Regions from separate parts of the Homo sapiens genome. Here region 1 is linked to region 2. The links are chromatin contacts, found by Hi-C in ENCODE. All regions are on one chromosome and are shown on one strand. Each heading gives the region's core, a stretch centred on a gene start or an enhancer-like site at or near the end of the contact. The rest is flanking DNA. Distances are from core to core; before and after follow the strand shown. Region 1 overlaps LOC339975 (a long non-coding RNA gene). Region 2 holds the start of FAT1 (FAT atypical cadherin 1).

Evidence for each region. Hi-C counts contacts between places; a loop is a spot of excess contacts on that map. Pooled maps may share reads with other maps.
Region 1: a loop to region 2 is called in a map of PC-3, with 5 times the contacts of the local background. The contact joins the enhancer-like site here to the promoter of FAT1 in region 2. A Hi-C loop is called at or near these places in 5 of 168 maps with a recorded cell type or tissue (MCF 10A, PC-3, PC-9 and 2 more) and 2 of 50 pooled maps.

The regions. Positions count from the first base shown.
Region 1 is chr4:187,308,378-187,311,077 of GRCh38, reverse strand. It overlaps LOC339975 (a long non-coding RNA gene), which reads left to right. Exons shown (of 5, transcript NR_038931.1): 2 at 1,400-1,896. Among named protein-coding and RNA genes, the nearest start is that of LINC02514, 61 kb to the left of the region's middle. Within about 2 kb of position 1,442, at least 2 of the 41 ENCODE cell types and tissues checked have a DNase peak (open chromatin) inside an H3K27ac peak, as active enhancers do; they include PC-3 and mammary epithelial cell, where a contact is called at or near this core.
Region 2 is chr4:186,722,460-186,725,184 of GRCh38, reverse strand. It overlaps FAT1 (FAT atypical cadherin 1), which reads left to right and starts at 1,329. Exons shown (of 27, transcript NM_005245.4): 1 at 1,329-1,521. RefSeq lists enhancers at 1-886, 1,387-1,888.

The DNA.
Region 1 (2,700 bases), core at 193-2,692, 590 kb before region 2:
TTCATTTTTACTAGAGACAAGGTCTCACTATGTTGCCCAGGCTGGTCTCAAACTCCTGGGCTCAAGCAATCCTCCCACCTCAGCATTCCAAAGTGCTGGGATTACAGGCATGAGCCACAACACCCAACCTAGCTCGTTACTTTTTAAGTTGAAGCCAATGCTCATTTACCATTCTAAAAATCCTAGGACCCTTAAGAATTATGCTAAATCTGCTCTTCTTGTGCTATGTAAAGGGAACAGGGAAGCTAGGATGTCAGCACATCTTTTAACAGCATGGTATACTCAATATTTTAAGCCCACTGTTGAGAACTACTTTTCAGAAAAACAAAAAGGATTCTTTTCAAAACATTACTGCTCTTTGACAATGTACCTGTCTTAAGAGCTGTGATGGAGATGTACAAAGATATTAATGTTGTTTTCATGTCTGCTAGCACAACATCTATTCTGCAGCCCATGGATCAAGGAGTCATTTCAACTTTCAAGTCTTATTATTTGTGAAATATATTTCATAAAGCCACAGCTGCCATAGACAGTGATTGCTCTGACGCATCTGGGAAAAGTAAGTTGGAAACCTTCTGGAAAGAATTTAACATTTGGGATGCTATTCAGGACATTCGAAATTCATGGGAGGAGGTCAAAATGTCAACATTCACAGGAGTTCGGAAGAAGTTGGTTCCAACTGTCACAGATAATATTGAGGGATTGAAGACTTCAGTGGAGAAAGTAACTGCAGATGTTGTAGAACTAGCAAGAGAACTGAAATTAGAAGTGGAGCATGAGGATGTGACTGAGTTGCTGGAATCTCATGATCAAACTATAACAGATGAGGAATCGCAACTTATGGATCAGCTAAGAAAGTGGCTTCTTGGGACAGAATCTTCTCCTGGTGAAGATGCTGTGACATTGTTGAAATGACAACAAAAGATTTAAAGTATTACATAAATTTAGTTGATCAAGCAGTGGCAGGGCTTGAGAGAATTAACTCCAATTTTGAAAGAAGTTCTAATATGACAAAAATGCTATCAAGCAGCATCATATGCAACAAAGAAATATTGTCTGAAAGGAAAAGTCAATTGATGCAGCAAACTTCACTGTTGTCTTATGTTAAGAAATTGCCACAGCAACCTTAACCTTCAGCATTCAACACCTTGATCCGTCAGAAGCCATCAACATAGAGGCAAGATTCCCACCAGAAAAAGATTATGACTTTGCTGGAGGCTCTGATTGTTGGTTGCATTTTTAGCAATGAAGTATTTTTAATTAAGGTATGTAGAGTATTTTTTAATAATGCTACTGCATACTTAATAGACTACAGTACAGTGTAAACATAGATTTATATGCACTGGGAAACCAAAGTCTTCGTGTGACTCACTTTATTGAAATGTTCTCTTTATTGCAGTGGTCTGAAATTGAACTCACAATATTTCTGAGGCATGCCTGTACTGCCCTCTCCCAAGAATGCCTACGTGACCAGCCCTCAGACTGGATCTTCTGCCTCCAAATTATGTTTGCAGTTCATGTAGCAGGCATGACAGACTTCGATTCTAATAGTTGCCTTCTTGCAATCTCTAGTAGCTGCAGCAACCTCCCACTGCAGATGTCTATTGTGAATCTGGGCCCCTGGCCCTTGGTCTACATCTCACGTACATTCAGCCTTCTTGCACTTCCAGCCTCTTCTCCTTGTGGCTCTCTTGCCCTGTCACTTTGCTTATGTGCACTGTGGCCAAAGCTAAGGCACCAGGGAGCATCAAGAAAAGACAAACATCTGTGAGTTGGATATGTGCCAATATTGATATTCTCTTATACCTCAATGCCCTGTGCTAGAGTGTCAGAGAGGAAGCGCAGAATGCAGCCATACTTCTTTTCAACCTACTGGTCAAATTTGGGTGGTTCAAGGTAATATACCCATTTTTTTATGTCTAGATGCTACACTGACATTATGATTAAAATACATTAATTTGTAGGAATAGATTAGATGTAAAACTTCAGAACATAAAAAGTACATGTGGTATCTTGAATCTAAGTTGCACTCCAGAATGCTATGTATAATTCCAATAAAACAACGTAAACAATGTACAGTGTTACTTGGTTTGATAAAATGGATAAGAGGAGGAGGCCTGGAGCCCAACTACCCAGGTTCAAATTCCAATTCTACTATTTTTACTAATTGTGTGTGACCTTGGACAAGTTCCTAAACTTCTCTAAGGCCTAGCATCCCCAGCTGTGACAGGGTAATGTTGACTCTGTCCTAGAATTGCTGTGAAGATTTAGTGAATATCCCTGGGCAAGTACTCAGGACATCTTACCTATCACTGTTTCTAGATCTAACAATAAAGCTTGAGCACATCAGCATGAATAATTGCTAGAAAAATAATTTTGAATCAATTAATGGCAAGTAAAATGCATGCTATGAAGAAAAGCACAAATAAGAATCTGGTGAATAGCTTCAATACACAGATCATAAATAGAAAAGACAATTCAATGACTTCTAAATAAATGTACTCAGCACTACCCAGCATGTTGCCTCTACCGAGGCTCCAGCATCTGAATGTCCAAAGCCTTCACTTTTAAGCTCCTTCATTGTGAAACCTCTAAAGCTGGCTTTACAAACTTGTTCTTTTGTCTCTTAATTTTAAACTTCCCCATGTACTGAGTCTGCAGTGCCTAGCAATCCTTCTTTCATCTGCCAAGGGCATTTCT
Region 2 (2,725 bases), core at 80-2,579:
TGTAAGCACTTGGAGCAATTATGGCCGGGACAAACACGTCTTTGGATGATGGAGTTTGCATTTGCTGGATGTGTGAATCTATGTGTATTCCAACTGGTGGGCAGGGAATATAGGGCTACGAATCGGCACACTCATCTTGCAGGCATTATTTTTCCTTCCCAGCCACAACCTGCTAGACACCTTTATTATTATTATTTTTTCCGGTCACCTCTAAGATGGCTTATAAGGTGACTGCGTTAACTTTGAACCCAGGAAATTCTCTTTCACACTTGACTGCCCTGCCGTTCCCCTCCCCGCCAAGCTCCCCTCACCAGTCCCAGGGAAATCGGATCTCTTTGTCTTCCCAGTGTTAAAATGCCTGAGTCCCACAAACTTTCCGAGATCAAGTCCGCCCTCTTGTCCGGGCTGCGTCCCAGCGCCTCCGGCCCTCCGGGCTTCGGCCGAGTCCGCCCTGCGCCGAGCCTGCGGCTGGAGCCCTGCCCGCACCGGGGATGGGCTCCGCGCCCGGGACGCTCAGGCTGGGCGCCCGGCGCGGGGAGTTCTCGGAGCGGGCTTCTCGGCGCTGGGGCTTCCCCTCTGCCTAGGAACTTGCAGTTGTCGGCCTGGGGTCACGCTTTGGGGCCCCTGGGGCCGACTCCCGGGCTAGGAAGCCCGCGGGACGCCGCGACTGCCTTTTGTCCCACAGGCCTGGGCGTCCGGGGTGTCAGCGGGGGAGGCCAGGCGCCCGCGGCGGGGAGGGCCTGGGGTCTAACTCGGCAGAAAAAGGTCGCGGGGGAAGCGTTTCCATTTTCTGGGGATTGAAGGAGGAAGTAGATTCCGACCTAGCTGCATTCCTTTGGAGACCTGAAGGACGACTTCAGCCCACCAAACCTTCGCGGACCCAGAGCCGCGCCATTCAAATGCAGATTCAGGGGCTCCCAGAAGGCTATGGAAAAGCTAAAGGGATGCCTCTGGGAAGCTTTCTCATTAGGCCCCAGCCTTTTTTTTTTTTTTTTTTTTTTAGCTAAGCTAACGTTTCCCTTTCTTGGCAGGGAGCTTTCCCCAATTCCTTGCACAGCGCCTGTGGCTGGCCGTAACTAACCTCGGCATCACAAGCCTCGCCCTGCCCCTCGGAGCCGCGCTAGACCCCGCTGGGCGCCTTCTCGTCTCCCAGCACGGACCTGGTGTTCGCAGGGACTGGGGCTCTTTGGGTCCGGGCGGGACTGCGTGGCCGAGCCCGCGGTCCCAGAGCCGGCAGCCGGGGAAAGTGGGCTCGAGTTTCCGCGCCCGAGAAATGAGCGCCGGCGCCGGCGGGCGGGGCCGGGGCGGAGGGATCTCCTGCGCTCGGGGAGCGTGAGGCGCCGGCGCCGAGCTGGGCGGCCGGGCGCGGGGAGAGGGCGCGGGAGCGGCTCGTGCGGCAGGTACCATGCGGACGCGCGAGCCCGGCGAGGGCCCCGGCAGGCCCGGTCCCTGCTCGGGGGCGCGCTGAGACGGCGGGTGAGCTCCACGAGAGCGCCGTCGCCACTTCGGGCCAACTTTGCGGTTAGTTCGCTGGGGCGCGGGCCGGCGGGCGGGGGCGAGAGCGTGCAGCGCGCTGCGGTGCGGACTCTGTGGGTGTCCGCCCGGTCCCCGGCTCGGGCTCCGGCGCTGCCGAAAACGGATGAGCGCGCGACTTCCCGGAGGGTGGAGTGACTCGGTCCTTCCCAGTTGGGAAATTCAGCACTGGCTAGGGGGGTCCCGGCGGCGGAGCGGGAAAAGGAGGCGACCGCGCGGGACCGATCCGGGGCCATTGCTGGGGTCCGATCCTTTCTGACACGCCGCCTTCCCTCCGGGAGCTCGCCGGGCTGCGCCGGCCTCGCGGTCTCCTGGGGCATCCCGCCGTCTGCGAAAGACCCGCTCGCTGAGCGGTGCACGCGGGAGGCCTGCGCGGGGCTGCCGGGTCCCTGGGTCTCTGGGTGTTTGCGCCCTGCAGGAGCGCTGCCCGGAGGTGCAGATGCAACCGGTGGACTGCGGAGTGAAGGGCTGCGAGGCTGCATTTCGGGGCTGAACATCTGCACAATGTGCGGTTTGTCAGTGTTTTCTGTCTTCTCTGGAGGAGGAACTTCTAAGATCTTTTTAAAAGAAAGAGTTTTTGGTCCTTCATTGCCTTTAAAAAAAAATGCTTTCTTTTAGAGAGCCAGCTTTCTGCTGTGTGTTAGATTTTTTTGTTCCCGCTGATGTGAATTGCAAGGCTTTGGAAACAAGGACGCAATTGTATGAGTTAGGAAAGTAAACTCATAAATATTTTCTATGCAGTTAAGTTTTTTTTTTTGTCTGAACTGTGGTTTCATTAAGTGGCTTTTGTTAAGCAATTCCCGGGTGCCTGATAGAGGCGATTTTTTAAAAGTGGATATTAACAGTGATTATTAGTATGAGAAAAGATTGAAAAGAAAATGACCTTCAGATATTCATTTCCTTTTCAAAAGCAGATTCTTAATGCTTCGTATATTCAGATACAGGTTTCGATAGTTTAAGAAGGTATCTGTGTGTGAGAACTAGGTAATGGTGATGTTTTTCACACTATTCTTAATGAGTTTGGTTATGCTGTCCAACACATCCAGTTGTTACAGGGACGTTTGAAAAGGTGTTTCTCCAGTTAATAGTTAATTGTGATATTTGTCTTTGTCTTTTTGTCTTAGGAAGACAGCTCTGATTCCACAGTTAGAATTATTCCTTTGTATTTAAGATGTAAAAATACTTAAAGCAC